Linked DNA regions of Homo sapiens: region 1 is linked to region 2. A link is a loop called in an ENCODE intact Hi-C map of the cell type or tissue named here. Cell type or tissue: Calu3. All regions are shown on one strand. Each heading gives the region's core, and the rest is flanking DNA. Links, peaks and the distances in the headings are about the cores only.

Region 1 (9,762 bases), core at 968-8,967, 52 kb before region 2:
GGCTCGAACGATTTTCCTCTGTGAGGAGAGCGCGGAGAGAAGGGTAAATCATTTTATTAGTGTGGATAAAGCCCAGAGCACACTCCGGGCTGGAGTGTTTTAAGATGTGTCTTCAACAGGATGAAAAGAGTTAGGGAAATCGATACCGAGTGATTAGAAGCCCCCGGGGTGACGAAGGGGGACTGGGCTTTCAGGGATTTGGCGAGGCCGAGAGGGGGGAGCAGGCCTCAAGGGGGGCGGCCCGACCACCGCCAGGGAGCTCCCGGCTCAGGCCTCCGTCCCTCCCTCCTCGACGGGAGACGCCAGGGCGCAGCGAGCTGCGGGGAGTCCACTGCGGCCAGGCTTCGTGGTGCCGGCGCCGGGTGAAGGCTGCGCGGGCCGCCGCGGGGCCGAGGGCTTGAGAGCCACTGGCTTCAAGCCGCGAGTGGCAGAGGCCAGGCAGCCGCGGGAGTGGATTGCAGGCGCGGTGTGGGAACGCCGGCAAGTCCCCCGCACGCAGTCTCTCCAGACAGCCTCGGGGATTGAAGGTGTGGCCTAAACAGGTTGCATTTCTCCTGCTGGCATTTCGGGTACTCCTCCCAGCCGCGACCCGATGCACCCTCGAACTTTCTCCCGGAGAAATCTCTACCCATCCTGTCTTTTAATATTTTTCAAGAGGTCTCAATGGCCCATCCCCGCCAGCTGCCTCTTCCTCCCACCCACTCGGTGTCAGGGGCGGCCGCCGGGTGGCGGAACCCGCTGGGGACTGCCGGGAGAGTGGGTTCCAGGTTCCCTGCTCGTGGGCAGGTGGGACGACATCTGAGGCCGAGGAGGAAGGCAGGGGGCTGGGTGACAGGCACCGAGGAAGCCCCAGGACGTCAGCGTCCTCTCCTAGGCGGGAACTCAGCTTTGGGGGTACCAGGCCACCCCCAGCGATGGAAACCCGCCCGGGGCCCTTGGCTGGGTACTGCGAACCCAAGTGGCCAAGGAGTAAAGGCTGGCAGGGCTTGACGAAGTTAGCAAGGCTTTGAGGGGAGTTTGCTGGGAGGGAGAGCAAAACCCCCAAACTCAAGCAGCGAAGCCCTGGCGCGAAAATGGCTTTTCACTTCTCCAAGCGCAAGTCTCTCTCGCTACTGTGAACAAACCTTGAGGTTCGAAACAGCTGCAAATAATCAAGTAGGCGCAAATTTCGGGAGGGGAAAGGAGGGGCAAAAGGTAAGAAAAGGGGAGAATCTTTTTCGTTTCTTCTTCCTTTTCCCGCTCCTGGCCTTTTCCTAAATATCTGCGCTCCCTAAAGCAACTGATAGCTACCTACGTTTGTTTATTTATTTAGAAAGGTTCACCCCCCCCCCACCACCACCCCCCAATTGCTCGATTTTCTTGGCAGCTTGAGGGATCCAATCCAGGCTGCCCTGCTTGGCTCTTCGGTGCAACAGGAAATGTAGCTGCAGATCCAATTAACCATTTTCCAGAAGAGAATTTCTTTTTTTTTTTTTTTTAAATGAATCCCAGTGGATTGAAGCGACCGTGTTCAGGTGTGAGGCTATCGGGTACCTCGCATTCCTTCCCCGGTAATCCTCCAATTCCTGCGTTGGAAGTTCGCAAGCCAAGCTGACCTGGAAGGTGTCAGGAGCCGGGTGTCCATTAACCCTTCTTGGTCTTGGCCAGAACGAAGGTTAACTACAGTGATCTACCAAAAAGAGACGTAGCAAAAAGGAAGCGAGGGAGGGAGGGAGCAAAGGAAGAAGGATGAAAGGAGGAAAGGGTATATTCACTCTAGTTGCCAGAATTTTAGAGCTCTGCCCTTCACTGGTCCTCTCCCACCTCCACCCTTCCTATGAAAGCAGGTTTCCATTCAGATAGACAACAGTCTCATCCATCACCCGCAGCACACTCCATGGAGATGGACTTTAGGGAATAAGAAAATATAATATAGTGAAATATTTTCTTGTATTTAACTGACCGTCTAGTCCATTTAAAAAATATTTCTAACCATGTCTACAGCAGTAGATTGCCGTGGCAGAGAGTTTTAAAAACTAAAAAAAAAAAAAAAAAAAACTAAAAAAAAATTACATGGTTTATTTAAATAAAAGCTAATTTTAGAATCTTGTCAGTAGCCACATTATAGCCATAAAATCTGGGTGAGATTAGAAAAATATATTCTGCTGGTTTCAAACCTGGTGGCTGCAGGAAGGTGTATGCACGTGGGTGTGTATATTCTGATGGTGTTAGAAGTTCCTTGATGGATTAAAGGTTCATATACTCAGGCACTAGATAGAGGCTGTCACTCATGTGTACTGGCAAAAAGGCAGAAGGCAGTACAAAAAAGAGTTTTGAATGAGCTCCTTAGAACCACCATTGTTGAAATACAAGCTGAAGCAACTTAGCTATGGTAGAGCTACCGTGGCTTGCAAAATCACAGAAAGACACTTCAAAGTAAAGCCATCAGTTTTGCAGTTTGGTAGCTTTGGCAAGGCATTTAAATAAAAGGTGAGCATCTTTTGCCTAAATATTTAAAAATTCAGGGATATGCTACTCATTCTATTTTACTTTTCAATGGATTGAAGAATTAAAGGAGAACAGGCTATAGCTAGAGATGATGGCATAAGGGGGCTCTCTGCCCATTTAACCAAGTGTGATGTGGGCTATACATGCTTTTAATGCTAATATTATATTGTAAGGCAAATCCTGCTGAGAAAGTTCCAAAGACATCTAAAGCCATGTGGACATCAGCTCATACTTAGTAGTGGACAGAGTGAGGAATTATTGTCTGGTTCTATATTTTTCTCTTTCTCAAGAGTCTGGTAATGAAATCTTTTAAATGACAGTTAATTTTTGGTATGTAAAAAAAAGCATTAATCAAATGATATCAAGTGCCAGTCATTTAAATGTGAAGGTGTTAGTAAGGCAAATACCCAGATAAATTAATATGGTTAATTAGCTGCATCAGTAGTACTCAAAGAAAATACAAGCAGAACAACAAAAGGGATCTAATTTAATTTTCTTAAAACACAAACTCAAGGTGAATTGCAGTTGGAGAAAAATAGTTTAAGGAGCGATTTCCATTCTATTGGTTTTTATAAGGTTTTTTTTGGGGGGGGGACAGTTTCAATATAAAGGAGTAAGTAGGTGGACAGAGACAGACATACTGTCATAATAGGGAAACATGCACAAATTAATTACAACCTCATTTCTCCTCTTAAAAGGCTGATTTCTTGAAAAGTTGAAGGTGCATCTTAAAAATAAATAAAGAACTTCTGTGTAAAATTAAGAGAAGACTGTTTAACTTCATATTCAGCTTCTTGACCATAGGATGTATTAGCTTGAGAATTTACAAAGTGTATTGTTTAAATAAAATTTATACTTTTCTTTTTAGTTTGAATACAAGGTAGAGAAAGATACTTTTCCTATCCATCTATTATAATTCATAATAAATTAATCAACCTTATCTAGGAGATTTCTATGTACTTGACTGAGGTAAATGGATTGAGAGGAAGTCACTTTAAATAGTTTAAAGCAAAACTGAGAACATTAAAGGAAGGGAATATTGAATTCAGTGAAAAATGTCACATTGGTTATTTCTTGGCAGAACCACATCACATCACCGTCAGGGAGAAGAAGATAGCAAAATTGGGGAAGCCTATTTCTGTGTAGAATGTATGTTAATAACTTATTTACTTCTAAAGGTATGTTGCAATTTCTTTGCATATACTTTGTTGCCACATTACCAAGTAATTAAAAAGATGCTACTATTGTGATATTTAAGTAGTGAGGATTTTAAAGATACTTTTCTTCTTAGCCTCCTCTGAGTGATAAAGACTTATGCCTATTTACTCATTGATTTTCTTACATGTGATTTTGGTTAATTTAATGGCTTTTAAAATTAGATACTATTTTGCTAAAGTCTACACTGTATATAAATTGAAAACAAATTCAAAAGTATCAAATCTTTTTCAGGAATTGCAATTTGAATGTTCAGTTATTGAAGAGCTACTATTTCAACCCCCCAGGTTCTATTAAAAACAAACAACTAAACCTGTTCTTCTTTCCTAACAACTCTTAAAATTGCAACTGACATGGCTGTGGATGAATGAATATTTAATATGAGTCTTTAACCCTCCTTTCCTATTTACCCTGGAAATGCCTTTAATTTGTCTTTTATGCTTACGTATTTTAAAAAGCATTAGTCAGTATACAAGAATTATTCACTCCCTTTTTAAAATCAGTGAATAAAAATTCTAATTATAGAAAAGAGGTGTGATGTTTATTCTGAAGTTTCAGTAGCATGCTAAGGTTTTTAAAATAAACTAGAAGAAACACTATCCTAGATAAATTAAAATAGGGCAGTTGTTGGGTAGGGTTTACATTCATATCCTTCTGCCTTTTTGCTTTTGGTACAAAGATATTTGGGTTTTTGTCTTCACATACTGTCTATTGTTAACAGAGTGAATTTTTGAAGTTAAAAATATTTTCAAATTGTCTCGCCTTTATAGTCGAATGCATTATTAAATTGAAAAAATAATATTCACTTTTGTGTTCAAATTGGTATGTCCAGGCAATAATGAGAAAGGTATGTTCTGTAAAATGTCTCCTCCCCTAAAAAACAAAACACATAAACATTACATAAATTAAGCTCAAGAGAAAAAACAATTCTTAGGATTCAGTGTGTTTGAACAGTGGAGCTCTTAATAAGTTTTTAAAATTTTTTTATTTTTAAAACCTTAACTATCTTCTAAGATGGGACACTTCAGTTTTACAGTTTTATATACTTTTTGAATTTAAAAGCAAATTTTAACATTGCAGGATTTTTGAAGCGCAGAGAGATTTGAAAAATAAGCCTCCAAAATAAAAGACAGACAAGTGACAGGGCATGATGTCTTGCCTAAGTTTTTATGGACGTTACAAAAGTTTTCTTTTAAAAATTACAATAACATGCTTTTTCGTCAAGTACAAAATAAGATAGGAGGGAAAAAAAATGAAGAAAAAGTCTCCCTCTCACTCTCTCCCACCAAAAGACCCCAAACAACAACAAAACAAAATAAAAAGAAACCCAAATCCTAAACCCCATAAATGGAGCCCCTTACCATGTTGGGAAAGTTTCTGTGCAAACTGAACTGTTTCTGTGGGTCCTGCCAAGCTCCTGGCTGGTCAACTTTTTAAACACGGCAGGCAATGGTTAGACTGAGGTGAGCAGCCTGGCAGCCTAGAGAAGGAGGCAGACTAGAGCTCAGCTCCAGAGACCTACCACTTAGAGGGAAAGTTGGGACAGCAACTGTTGAGAGTTAACCTCTCCTTTCCAAAGGAGGTTTGCAGAGGCAGGACAGTGAGAGCTGATACCACCAATTTTATTCTTTTCTCAGGCATTTCTAACTTTTATGATTTCCCCCCTCCTTCCTTTACTATCTGTCTTTGTGCCTCCAGGGCCAGTGAAAGAGCAGGGCAGATTCTAGATTGCTTTCAGAGTTTGCCTTCTCTGATGATGGATTACCATGTCAATTTAAACAGCATAGGATTAATTTGTTTCAATGATTTCTCTTTAGGCTGAATGCCAGCCGTTTTTCTATCTTTCTCTTTGCTCTTCAGAACAACAACAACAACCAAAAAAAAAAAAAAAAGCCTTCTTTCCATATTCTAAGTTAAGAGACAATAATAGAAATAGACAAGTTAGGTGTAATGTTGCAACACAGTTATAGGTCTGAGTGTTTTTTATCTCTGCCTAAGAGGCTGAAACATACAGTCAGTCACATTAAAATGAAATTGGACTCAACATTTATTCAATAAATACTTGTCTTGTAGATAATCCAGTGCCGAGTGCTTTTGACATATAAGAACTTAATTTGTCTTGGATAACAAGTTATTAATATGGCACATTTAAACTTGCCACCTACAATAAGGTTACTGAGCTCTACAACAAACTCAAATGATCATTGTGAAAAACAGTTTGTGGGAAGAAGGGAGACATTTTTTGAGAATGCTTATATTATTATATGTAAGTATATTCACATACAAACCAGTAACACATAGGGGCACACATGCATGTGTACACACTCTCCCCAACATATGTGTGTGTGTGTATATATATATATACATATATATTCAGATCACATATGACAAAAATGTTCAGTGAAGTTAAAAAAAAGTCCATCCATTATACAGATGTATCTAACCTTTCCTGAATAAGAATGTGTCAGAGAATTTTCTCTTTTGAAAGATTTCTAAAGTGCACTTGAAAAATGCTGTTCAAATCCAATTTTTTTGCAAGACCAAACCCATTATGAGGTTGAAAATGTCACAGAAAAAGCACTTAGGTGCAATCCAAAATCAAACAACCCCTCCACATTTTTTACCTAGTCTGAGCTTGCAGCCAGCCAGAGCATGTTGCTGGTAGAATAAAGCCAATTTAAGTGAAATAATCTATTGCTAAAGTGATTATTTAATTTCCCGCTCTAACAGGAGGTCCTCCAATGGATGCAAAAGGACAGGAGAGACATTTCATCCTATGCACTGAATATATTGGGCAAACATATTTCGAATTACGGGCTTCTTTTCCACCACCCTCTTCTAATTGTCTCTCCTTTTCCCAGCATTCCCTCACACTGAAATTTACATTATAGTTCAGAATAGTAAAGTGCATTTTGAATATGAACACAAATGGATTCTATAGCCTTCCCCTTTTCCTCAGCCTTCTCGATGCACAGGTGGGCTTTATTCGAACAGGTTCTACTTTCTAAGGACATGCAGGATCAGAGGCCAATGACTGTCAGAACTGGAATCTATGCAATTTTAATTTGTAAAAAAAGTTATTGGTTGCTAACCTTGGGGGAGATTGTGCATCTCTAAGAAACCAAATCTTTGAGTGCTCTCCCTGGGAAATGACGTTACACATGAGCAGAAAAATCCAGGCAAGAAAGGCTAATTGAATGAAGAGAGAGAATTAGGTTAAAAAATAGAGTACAATCTAGTATCACATTTTCACTAGTGTAACTTGAAATGAAGGTGTCTTCAAGTCGCCAGTGTTGCCAGAGTGTTTAGATGTTGGCCACAGATGGGAACACCTATTGAAATGTGTCTGAAGAAGATTAATAGGGCTTGTCACTGTTGGGAAAGCACTGCTTTGCTGTAAATTTCTACCAGCACAAGATGAATTACCGATGAATGCTCACTTATCAACCCTATCACTATCGTTCGACACTAAATCAAATTGAGAAGTTATCTGCAATCAGAAAATTTCTTTTTAAAATAGACATACACTTTTAGGCCCCAATTCTTTAATAATCCCATGTACAAAACAATTCCCCATCCCCTGATGCTTCTTTAGCTTAAACAAAATTATATCTCAATAATGAATATATTTTTAAGTTTATACACAATAAGCAGCTGGTCAATTGCAAAGGTTGGCAGTATTTCAGAGAGGGTATGAAGGCTTCTTGGAGGTCATCATTTAACATTTCATAAAATGTTTGTGTGTGTGTGTGTGTGTGTTTTAACTTTTAGATCTTTCTCTCTCTTAGTTGGAAGGCAAAGAAGAGAGTGAGTTTACTGTTCTAAACCCTGTGACCTAATAGTCCTCTAATGCTCCGGTAAGATCAAATTCTGAGAGAAATGCAAGTTTAAGTAGAGAACAGTAAAATTGAATTCAACAGATGGCAGTGATACTTGGGGACATGCATTTATTCTTTTGTGATTTAATGGTATTTTAGGTATCTCTTTTTTAAGTTGATTTATTTGAGAAGCAAAGCAGGGGCATGATCTCATTTTATTATTTATTAACCAACTCTGAGCATCCAGAGGCTTTCCAACCTAGGGATAATTATGTTTTGATAAAACCATCAACAATTGTGTTGTTATAGGGCTCTACCTGTTTAAAAAATGTGGTCATATGCATGATTCATTTGATTTTTACTAAAGTCCTGTACAAGAAGAGATTTTGCATTCCCATTTTGCTGATGAGTAAACTGAGGTCATGGAGCCAATAGGAGCACAGTCAGAATTTGAACCTATTTCTCCTGGGTTCCTTTCAGGATTTTTTCACTCATCATTATGTAAATAAAGAGGAGGATGATGATACTAATAGCAGCTAACATTTACTGTATACCAGAACTATGGTAAGCATTTATTTATGTTATTTTATTTAATCTCTATACAGCTCTCTGCGGTAACTACTGCTATTATTTCTATTATCCAAGAGAAAAAAAATGAAAACCAAACAGGATGAGACTTAACAGAGTTTAAGGACCTGCCTGAAATTCACATTGTTAGTAAGGTGGAGGCATATTATTCCAATCCAGGAAGTCAGAATTCAAAGCTGCTGCCCTATCCTATGTTCCTGTTTCCAATTACAAGAAGTCTTAAATTGTATTGAAGGGTCACAAGAAACCCCACTTCTTTTCAGAATATAAAATTCCTTAGACTCTGCAGCAGTGTGTCATGGCAGAATAGGCACTGGTCTGGAAATAAGGAGACCTTGGCTTAAATTCTAGCTTTACCAGTTACTAAGTAGGTGACCTCAACCTTTATGCCCTTTACTTTCCTCATCTCGAAAATGAGTCGGTTGGGTCAAATGGATCTACGGACATTGCACTTGTGTGCTTCTCTCCCTTATGGTGCCCAAGAGGAAAAAAGAGGAACAGAGAAGCAACAGCCACCTATGCAGAGGTGAGTAGGGGCGCGTGACACAGTGCACTGTGAGAGGGCATGGCTCCCGCTTCTTGGAGACTGTCTTGAGGACACTCAGCATTAGAGGAAGTCTCCTTTTTCTTTTTCTTGACTCCAGAGAGCACTGAATACTTAAAACAACGATGGTTCTTTAGAAAACCATAGAATTTAAAACTTGCAAGAAAATCCTTACCTCCATTATTTTCCAAGTAAAAGAAAAAAAACAAAACAGGTCTGTAAAGGTTAGGGGACTTACTTAGGGTCATTGAGCTGGTTGGTGATGCAGTTGAAACTGGACCCCTTTCTCTTGGCCCCCAAACCAGGAATCCTCACCTCCTGAAAGCATCTTCCTTACGCTATGCTCCTTGCTCAACAAAAGATACTTTAGATTATCTGATCATGTCCCTATCATAACCATTTCCCTATTTTATGATGTGATACTTTTATTGGGTTATTATTGGCTGTAATATGAAATTTTTCTAGGTCTCTCTCACAATAGTTTTTCATAAAACCTATTAAACTCACCAGTTACATAGTGGAGGCTGCGATGAAGAATCACACAATAATAAGAATATTCTGTCATCTCCATTAAGTCACAATAACACTCCGATCTGTATTTATTACAATGCTCCTCTGATGCCTCCATCACCCAAATTGCTAGATTTATATTCTCTAATGGTCCCCCAATGGGAAAAACCTGTATTTTTAATTTTTGTTTTCCTGTCCCAAATCACCCTTTCATATCCCTTGCCTGTTTTGGAACCTCCGTCTGGATTTAATCAGAAGTTGCAAGACAAAATGTGCATTATTAAGAAATATAAATATTTTCAGAAGCAATCAAAGGGATGAAAGATTGATTCAGCATGCAGATTGGACCTAATTCGAAGCAGCTTTGTTCTAATGAGGGCTACTGGGATAGAAAGTCAGAAGCCATTGTGCCACCAGTTAGTTGGAAATTCCAATGCATTAGAATAAACTGTCAGGATTTCTCTTGCTAGATAGGCTGAAAACACTTTTTGCAAGCTATGTTCCCCAGTCTCTGGGCAAAACCACCTTCCTTGCCACCCTTAGGGACTTGTAATAGGTAATAGTCATCTTTGAGAAATTATGACTAATTCATTCTTCTCT
Region 2 (9,762 bases), core at 482-8,481:
CAACACAAACCTAGGAAGGGTTTGAGAGGTGAAACAAACTGGGTTATGGATGAACGGGGGCAATTGGAATGTAGAATTGAAGCAGTAATTAACATCTTGGTAAGTTACCCACCATAAAACGCTTTAGAGCAAGATAGATTTTTGTTTTTCTTTTTTTTTTCTTCTATTTCTTCTTTTCTATTTTTTTTCTATCTTCTCATGTAGGACACCCTTTTTTTTTCTCTAATTTTGAGATCCTCATGGATGAAAACAAAACATATATTGAAATATTGCATAGGAAGAACACAAATAGCTTTGATAATGCACCAACTGCAAGTGGATTCATTGGCTCTGTGTCAGCTGGTGCATGTAGGAAGCTGAAGAATATTTTCTTGCCAACGTTTTGGCAAGACTTATTTTTTCCCGGGGGGTGGGCGCAAGGGTGCAATCCAATAATAATTAAAAAAAAGACTGTATAACCATTGTGTAGGAAGAGCTTCAGCCACCCTACAGCCGAGAGCGAGTTGGTCTTCCACAAGTCACTGGGGGAGATGAAGGGTACACTGTAGTCAGGTGGAGTCTCTTTGGGCCTAAAATCACTATAGGACACTTTTCCAAAGTACCCTGGTGTCTTCAGTGATCCTGAGTGCTGGCACTTGCACTTTGTCACTACATCCATCCCAGAGCTGCCCCAGTGGCTGGAGGCCTCTTGAATATCAGCATCATGCTCTCCCCCAACCTAGGGGATTCGTTTTCCTCCCCTGCAGTAGACATTTGCGTGAAGGTTAATCCACAGTTAGGAGTTGCTTAACTCAAGCCTCAGAAAGCGTACACTGCATCTTTAAGAAATAGTTTACTTGTGAATCAGTAAACGTACTAGACAAAGCAGCCATTACTTATGCATTCCTGCATATCCAGCAAGGTGAAAATAATAGAATAAACATCATATACTTCATTATGATATCGGTTTACACTTCCAGGGTACACAAAAAGAGGCCATTTCATCAAGCTAATTGCCTGAAAGTAAAAGAGAGAGAACTTTAGCTATTAGTCTATTATGGGGCTTTTTTCTTAATCACAAATAGGGGCCGTGTGTCCCTGGGGGGATGTGTATTCTAATTTACAATTGAACTACAGATCAGAGCAATCAATCTTGGGCAGCACTTTTACAGTGTAATTGCTGCAACATAACAAATAAAAAAAAAAAAGAGAGAGAGAGAGAGAAGAAGAAGAAGAAGACCTAAGCTGAGCGTCAGCTTGAGGTGGAGATATCTGCAGGCACTAGTTCAGGGTGGGAGGGAAGAAACGCCACAAACATGAATATGCAATGAGGGCTCATTAGCGGCCTCGTGTTGCCATGACGAATGGCATTATCCGCGGCCTGGTGCTGCCTAAACGTGAATTTTATAACGACCCATTTATCATGACTTGTCATGGGCTTCTGTACTGTACTTTCTTCCAGCTCACACACCTTTCCCTATTATGACAGTAGAAATCTTTCCTTTTATTATTATTGTTTCCTTTTGTATTGATTTCTGGCTCTTCAAAATAAGTTGCATCAAACAGAGCAACATGCTAATGAGCGATTTGTGCCTTCAAAGTTGAAGAACTAAAACTTGATTATTCATCCCGTTTTCTCTATAGTCATATAATTGAGCAAACAGTTGGGCTAAACTTTGAAAGAAATTTCTTGATGTGTGAGTTTTTGTTTTTGTTTTTTGACTGTAGCATCTTGACACTGCAGATTTTTTTTAAAGTTAAAATTAATGAAGTGATCTTCCTTTCATTTATTTTATTCCCTTTGTTGTACTTCCAGAATCTTTTAATATCTTAAACGCACAGCTCAAAAGTTTCTATGTCTCTTCCCAAAATCTCGGCACCATTACAGAAAAGTGTAAGACTAAAGTGTTTCAGAGATTTTTAGTGCTTAGCATTTTACAAGTGCTTGAGTTGATTTCTCACTTAGAAACCCTCTTATACTGTGCAGAGGAATGTTAGCAAAAAGCTTGTTCTTTGATGATAACTTCCTAGGATGTACATTTTACTAACAGAAAAAAAAAGTGGAAGCAATCTCCCATGATGGAAACCATGAGATCTGTTTGAATATTCAGCAGCAACAATTTGCTCTATGCAAAGGCTTGAGTCTTTGCCATTGGCCAGGAGGGAGGAGGGTGCATTTGTCTGTCAAAATTAAGTCCACCAGTCAGCCAAGCATAGGGTCCTAGATTGGCAGAAGTGTCCTATTGTAATCAGAGATACAGTATGCCTTATGATTAGTCCGTTTAGTACCATGAAAAGGGTAGCACTCAAACTATTTCTCGGATTTAGCGTGGTGAAACACGGCAGCACAAGGAAGTAGAATCTGGTATTGCTTTGCACATCCAGGGATTATAGTCATTCCTGTATTTAATTTGTAAATGGTAAATAGCTGACCAGGTCTTGTTAGCATGACTGTCTCTACTGTGCCCTCTTGGATTTCATTTTAATAGTAATGACACTTTTACACAGTAATACTATTCATGTAATAATGATATGTAAAACTCAAAATAGTCCGTGTATTACTGATAATTTTATATTCATAAAGGATTTTGCCCTCCCCAGGTTCTTGTTTTTAGATCCTTGGGTTCACTAGAATCAGGTCTATTATTTAATTTTTTTTTTTTTTAAGGAAGAGAAAATTGGGGCTCAGACGTTAAGTGACTGGCTCAAGGTCACACAGAAAAATGAGATGCTGGGGCTCAGCATCAAGTTCTTAAGTCCCTGGGTCAGTGCTTTAAGGTACCCAAAGTTGCAAAGCAGAAATTATTCTTAAAATGGCGGGTAATCTCTTTTAGGATTTAATGATAAGTGAATGAATTGGGAAAGGATCCCATTGAAAAGATGACCATCATTTACACTTGAGAGCCTGTTATTCTCCAAAGCTACCTACTAGGACTGAAATTCGCATGTGCATGTCAATTAAAATTAAGTTTCCATTCCAACCATTTAAGGTGAATTAACTTTCATCATTTAAAAATGCAGATATGAAATGTTTTTCAACATAGAGACTTGGGCACCATCCTGGATGGTAATCTGGTCTTATGAATCCACTGGGCATTATATTTTTGTTTCTGAAGAAAATATCCTTGTTTTCCTCGTGAATGCATTACATAGGATTTTTAGAGATCATTTTGTGAAGAAGGGAGTGAAATATTGGCAAATGATATTAAATAACGCTGTGATTGTGACTGAACAGATTAAGACTTTGTCTATACGACACCAAACATCTGGATGAAAATGGAAAAAAGAAAAGTAAAAATCCTTGATGTTCTGTTTACTTGATACCATACATCTGGATCTTTAATAACATCTGGATTTTTGACTCTTTTCTCCTCCTAGGTTTCATCTGGGTGTTTGGCATCATGTTCAGAAATGTGAAAAATAAAATTCAGCACCGTTATTACTGAATTAGATAAAATGATTGTATTTAATTAATCCGTAAATATTAACTAATTATTCTGTTTACCATAACATGTAATGAATATAATTCTCCACCAGGCAAATAAAGAAAGAAAGATGTAATTAGGTGATTTAAGCATAAAACTTGGCTGAAAGCATATTTAAATCTTGGTCATAGTTTACTGGCATTAATTTCCTTGGGCAAAAATCTTTGTAGGTCCTCAGACAACCATTTTCTCTTCTGAGGAATAGATTTCCCTCGTTCTTCTGAGGGTCTGTTCATTTACAATGTGTTTTGACAGTAGTAAAATTTAGTAAACATTCAGTAACATATGAGATACATCTAGTAATAGATGTTTTCTTTGCCAAGTGAATTATCTGGGGCTGATAAAAATCAGTGTAAAACCCACTCTCAGAGCAGCCTTCTGACATGCCTGAGGCTGAACCCCGAAGAGGAATCTACTGAAACTGGACTTGAAAGCCTTTGTCACAATGAAAAGCACCTTCTGTGACTGACATTCTTTTGTGATCTCCTCCAAAAAAGTTATCATAATTATTGAACATTTCCTCTGTAGCTTATTCTCAATCCAATCAGTTATAATGAAAATAGTCTGCTTGCTTTTTATATTCTTAAGTTTTCAAAATGATTAGTGCTTCCTTGAGATATCCCATTAATTGGACACACAACCCAGATGAAAAGGCTGAAACCCAAGAGTATATAAAAAAACATAAGGTTGTTGCAATTTAAGTGCCTTCAAAAGATCTAATTTGATTTCTAAAAGCAATTTTGCAGATGTGAAAATTAAAGGCACGCAGAAACAAGATATGATTTAATGAACGTGTAGGTTAAGAAACATTTAGAGGTTTCAGTAGCTTTACTCTGACGTTTTTGTTTGTTTGTTTAGCTGTTATGTTGGAAAGATTGAGTCCACAACACAATAAAAATTACTGAATTTTATGGGTCGCTATTTCCTTGATCAAATTGTCCCATTCTTCCCAACATGTTTCTGAAGCAACTTTGTATTTCTGTCTGCAGATTTTCAGGTCCAGGACCCGTCAATCAAATTTCAGATTCTAATAAAGTCCAAGGGTCTCTCCACTTAGGTTTGTCTTAGCTGTTTCATCAATGAGCCCCTCCCCCTTTCCCAGCAAATTGCACACTTATTCCCACTTAAAAAAAAAAAAGAGAGAGAGAGAGAGACAGAAAAATAACCCTTCCCACTGGTTCTAATGACATCTTCAGTCATTAATGAGTTAATAAAAATCTCGAAGTCATCTGGGCTAGATAAGAAAGAAGAAAGAAATGTATTGTACTGTAATGACAGGCTCTCGAGCTGCCCTCTGAGATGTCATGGGTCAGTCATGTTAAGAATGTGTGCGTCCAATCATCTGCTGATTTTTATCAGCAAGCTCTCCAGCAGGAGCTGACAAGGGCCAGTTTGGGAGTCACAATGAATAAACAATGACTTTTTGGATTGTTGGGGGCTGTGTAATAGAGTGAGGGGTTTATATATACTAAAACATGATGACATTAGCAATCAATATACCAATTACTGGACAAGTTATTGGAGGAGGCATTCACGTGTCTTCAGCCTGCTTGCACTTTGAAGGGGCCTCTAGCAGGGAGAGTCCGTGTGCCCAGAGGCCGGCAAAGGTTCAAGACGTCAGGCCCAGATCTAAAAGGCAAGCCCCTCTTCTCAGGCTGAAGTAGTCCAGAGCTGGATGATTTGAATCCCCTGGGGAGTTTATTAAAAATACAGATTCCTGACTTTCCTTCTTAGAGAGTCCATCTCAGGAGTCTGGGGCTAAGGGTGAGACTTAGTGTTTTTAACAAAGTTTCCAGGTAATCCTGATCGGGAGCATTAGGGAACTGCTGTACAGTTGTAATTCCCAAAGTGCTGTCCCCCAGCCAGAGCAGCTGCATCCCTATCACCTGGGAGCCTGTTGCAAATGCACATTCTTGGGCCCCTCCCTAAACCCACTGAAACTGAAACTCACTAGGGGTGGGGCCTAGAGATCTGTGTTTTAACACAGCCCTCAGGTGATTCTGATGCACTGTACAGTTTGAGAACCAAGGCTGTAGTACAAAGATCCTTGCCAAGGTGTTGCAACACAGCTCTGTCACCTGTAGCCTCTGAGGCTCCTCATGGGTAATTTGTTACTTGTACTAGTTAGAGTGCTGGAGTTTGCAAATGATTTACTTAAAAAAATTAAATTAGAGTAGATCCAAGATTATCTTCACAGTCATGCCACTCTCATTCACTTGCATACTGCTAGGCTTTCTTGAATGATCTTGATGTATGAGTGACTTTGGTTATAGAATAGGAAGAATAAACATAGCTTTTGTCTATTATTTGAAGTGGAAAGAGAGAGTGGATTTGTACATAATCTTAAAAGAAAAGGAGTCCATAAGAAAAATCAATGTACGTGAAGCATTTATTTGATGTATGACAAATATTTATGTAGGTAACCAGTGCCACTTGTGAAACCCATGGGCAATTGGTGAGGTCTACTGTTTTCGTCTTTGGTAGCCACAGAACATGCAACGTGTCTTAATTAGAAGAAGAGAATATGCACGGCCCAAGGTCAGCATATCCTCAGAAGAGGAATGGCGAAGACCTTCTTGCAGTTGGGTTGAGACTTCCTTTATTCAGCCAAGGGTCCTCCTAAAGGGGCTTGCTCAGCTTTCAAAAGAGGTGGACTCGTTTGTCAGCCATGCAGTAGATTTAAATCAGTGTTCTCCAGAAGACGTTTGAAATAGTAATTTCATGTCTCAAAACATTGATTTAAAAAAATGTCCGGGGTCAAGTGAGAAACAGTAGATTAACCTGAGTTAAATATGATTGTTTGCAGCAGGGCCCCCAAAGCCTCCAGCACATTACTATGCACTGTGAATCCCCAGGACATTTGATCTTCAATAGATCTGATTACCCAAACCGTTTTATAAAGGATAAGCTTGTAGCATTGGTGTTCAAGGAATAGACTTTCAGGAGACACAGATTCCTATTTTCTAAGATGGCAACAACCTGTTGGTAGAAGCTAGTTCTTTTATATATTGTATAGTAAGGAACCTCTTCCTTTATTCTAATGTATCAAACCCTCTGTGTCTGGCGTCAGGATTCATTATGTGGTGGCTTGACGCCAGCAAAAAGGTTCATGTAACACTCACCAAAGAGTTAAATAAGTTGTCCAGTTGTTGATGGTTTGGTTAAATTATCCCTGAATTTTTGGCATATCTCCCAGAACAGGTACTCATAAAAAAAGAAAGAAACCTGGGTTTTGCTAAGTGAGATTACATTGTGTTTTCATATATGAGGGATAATTCCAGTGCAATACTTGCCTATACCCAGAAACTGGCTGCATAAGCAGACGGGCATTGGGCTGGGTCTGATGTTAGAAAGTACTTCTGCCCCCTCCATTGACAGTACTTCCCCCGTCTTTTCTAGCTCACGGGGCTCCAGATGGCCATAGCTGTGGTAGCCATCTTTGTCCCCGTACTGGCTATTTCTGAAGGTGAAAGGTTGGGGATATGTATTACAGAGGGCAGGTCAGGAAGGATTTAAGCACATTACTGGTTGTAAAATTTCTTTTCTTGAAGTTATGGCCAGAACTGTGCGTTCGTTAATGCCAAATGTTAATTCTTGCTGAGGACATGATGTCTTATAAATGTTGTAAAAGAATATCATTTTTCCTGTAGCAGGGCAGGTACTTTTAAGGCCATGTTAAGAAAAGGGCTAGTTTCCCCATAGCATCTGCAGGTCACCTGCTTGCTTATAAATCGTCTCTATGCTAACATCCCTTCCAACTGTTACACAATAGTTAGAAGAAATTGTCACATGGTAGAAAGAATAGAACTTAGCTGACATTTGAAAGACGTGTAAAGATTAAAAACAAGCAAACAAAAATTCCTCCAAAATAAAACAACCCCACCACCCTTGTTAATATTTGTCACCTTTTCTACATAGTTTTACAAGTCTCTGCTAGACTCAGAACTCATTAGGATGTGTCTCTCAACTAAAAATAATAGAGCAGGTTCAACTTTGGGAGGTCCTAAAGCCCTTTTTTCATCTCCTTTGTAAATATATCCCCATTGACACCACATGTGCTTCCAAGCTTTCCAGACATAAGGCGTTTGTATGATGGGATTCACTCTACACCCTCGTAGAAAAGAGCAGAAGTTCAACACAGTTAACGGAGATCTACCCACCACTGGTCTGGTTTGTTATGTAGTTGAATATTTCTCCCCTTTATATTCTTTGAAATGTTTTGAATTAAAATAGCTTACTCAAGGTCACTGAAGGCATATGGTCCTGCTCAAAACTTTAAACAAAACATTAGTTTTTACAACCTTTTGTAATTTGGTATTGTATACAACATAGCTATATGCGGAGTTTCTGTAATCTTTTCAGTGGGTGACAGAAATATGAGAAGCAAATTTATAAGCCATTTAGTGAAGCATTTAATCAATTTCATGCATAGAAAATAACTCCGATTGCTTTGCTTTATCAATCTTTCTTTCCAGCAAAACTCTTAAGTCAACAGCATCTCCAAACACTGCCTGGGTGGGGGAGGGGCTGGGGGCGGGGTGGAGAGCGGGCAGGCACCTTTCCCTGCACACAAATGTCAGGGACTTCAAAAGTCTGCCTAAAAGGGCTTGCCAGCATCTATGAGGCTTCTGGAGGCTGTTAATGTATTTCAGAAAGAAAGCACGGGTCTAATGTTTAGAGTAAGTTTTCAAGGCCTTTTACTGTAAAGTTATTCATTAAACACCCTTTTCCCAGAGTGACTCTCACATGCTCAGCAGTGCAGACTGTGTTCAACATTAGGCTCAAAGAAGTATTTTTGTAAAAACTGTTTCAGTGGTTATGACTTTTAAATACATGAAAACTGAAATGACTCACATTAAAACTTAACTTCTGAATTAAGGAGTTGAAGCAATGCGACCAAAATACCTGAGATTCACCAAACAGAGCTATTTTAGCAGTTTTCAGGATACTTGAACTGTTTTTTAGAGTTCATGTTCCAATTCTCTTTTTGAATTGCTTGGAAGATTAATCCATCTCTTGGCTACATAGTGAGTTAATATTTTCTTTTCTGTCATGTGCTAGAATGTCTCTTACGACATTTTACCCCAAACACCATCAAGTTTTTAAGTGAAAAAGTCCTAAGGGAGCAAAAGATGATTTTGCCAATAATCATTAACTGCTAAACTGTATTAAAACTGCATTAGCTCTACCTTGTCCTCTAAATGGGAACTGATATGAAAGTATTGCAGATATACTTTCTAATTTAGAAAATAATTTGCTACCACTGATTTTTGAACCTAGAAAAATATTCCAGTGAATAAACTCCAGTCTAGATTCCTCTTTTTTTTTTTTTTTTTTGAGATGGAGTCTCACTCTGTAGCCCAGGCTGGAGTGCAGTGGCATGATCTTGGCTCACTGCAACCTCCGCCTCCCGGGTTCAAGCAATTCTCCTGCCTCAGCCTCCCGAGTACTGGAACTACAGGCGCACACCACCACACCCGGCTAATTTTTGTATTTTTAGTAGAGACGGGGTTTCACCATCTTGGCCAGGCTGGTTTTGAACTCCTGACTTCGTGATCCACCCGCCCTGGCCTCCTAAAATGCTGGGGTTACAGGCGTGAGCCACCGCACCTGGCCTACATTCTTCAGTTCTGATTTTAAATCGGCTCCATTCCTGGACCTCATCTCAGCCTCCTGATGTTTCACTCTGCCTTTTAAATATGACATATGCAAGTATTTGCCTGTGTTGGCAGTTTGGTGGCATGCCATTGATGTTTATTTTGCTACACTACCTAACTTGTGGGGGCCCCATCATTTTATTGAACAGAGTCGCCTTAATAATCTTGCATAAAATTGGCAGCTCTTGGGGAAACTGGCTATGCAAGTAGCTTGGCTGATTTGTCTATCTCTCTGTCTCTCTGTCTCTCTATCTCTCTATGTATTTATCATTCTTTCTATTGTTATTCAACCATTAAGTCTTGCATTACACCAGTGCCTCACTGACTTTTAAATGATCATTTTGAAAGAAAGATGTCTTTGGTGTAAGATCTGATATTTAATGCGAAAAGGGACTCCTTAGAACTAAGGAGTTTAAAATTTTCAAATAAATTTTGGAACACCAAACAATTACCATATACTTATTCTACTTGTAAATATTAAGGTATTAGAGGATAAGGCTAAAGTGCTCTTTGCTATGACTTCTCTGCCTCCCTTGATGTGATCTATGTTACCAAGGATGTGCATCTTGCCAGTCCCTTTTCTGTCCAAATGAGTCACCAAAATGTGCTATATCGTATGTATCATTGCGCATTTGTTATTT

What was found. Hi-C counts contacts between places; a loop is a spot of excess contacts. Peaks named below come from ENCODE experiments on the same cell type or tissue, not always from the same donor. Only the 100,000 strongest peaks of a DNase experiment are listed, where the experiment ranks them.
Region 1: it touches region 2 in a loop (4-fold over the local background); 14 of 110 quality-filtered maps call a loop at or near these places.

Annotation. Positions count from the first base shown.
Region 1 is chr15:96,312,820-96,322,581 of GRCh38, reverse strand. The region is part of intron 1 of NR2F2-AS1 (NR2F2 antisense RNA 1); the gene reads left to right. Among named protein-coding and RNA genes, the nearest start is that of NR2F2-AS1, 9.4 kb to the left of the region's middle. In Calu3, for the core only: no CTCF peak of the experiment used is centred there; DNase peaks (open chromatin) are centred at 1,391, 1,763 and 5,171.
Region 2 is chr15:96,260,185-96,269,946 of GRCh38, reverse strand. All of the region lies in intron 2 of NR2F2-AS1 (NR2F2 antisense RNA 1), which reads left to right. All of the region lies in intron 1 of LOC124903584 (a long non-coding RNA gene), which reads right to left. Among named protein-coding and RNA genes, the nearest start is that of NR2F2-AS1, 62 kb to the left of the region's middle. RefSeq lists an enhancer at 1,012-1,626. In Calu3, for the core only: no CTCF peak of the experiment used is centred there; DNase peaks (open chromatin) are centred at 4,796, 5,096 and 5,446.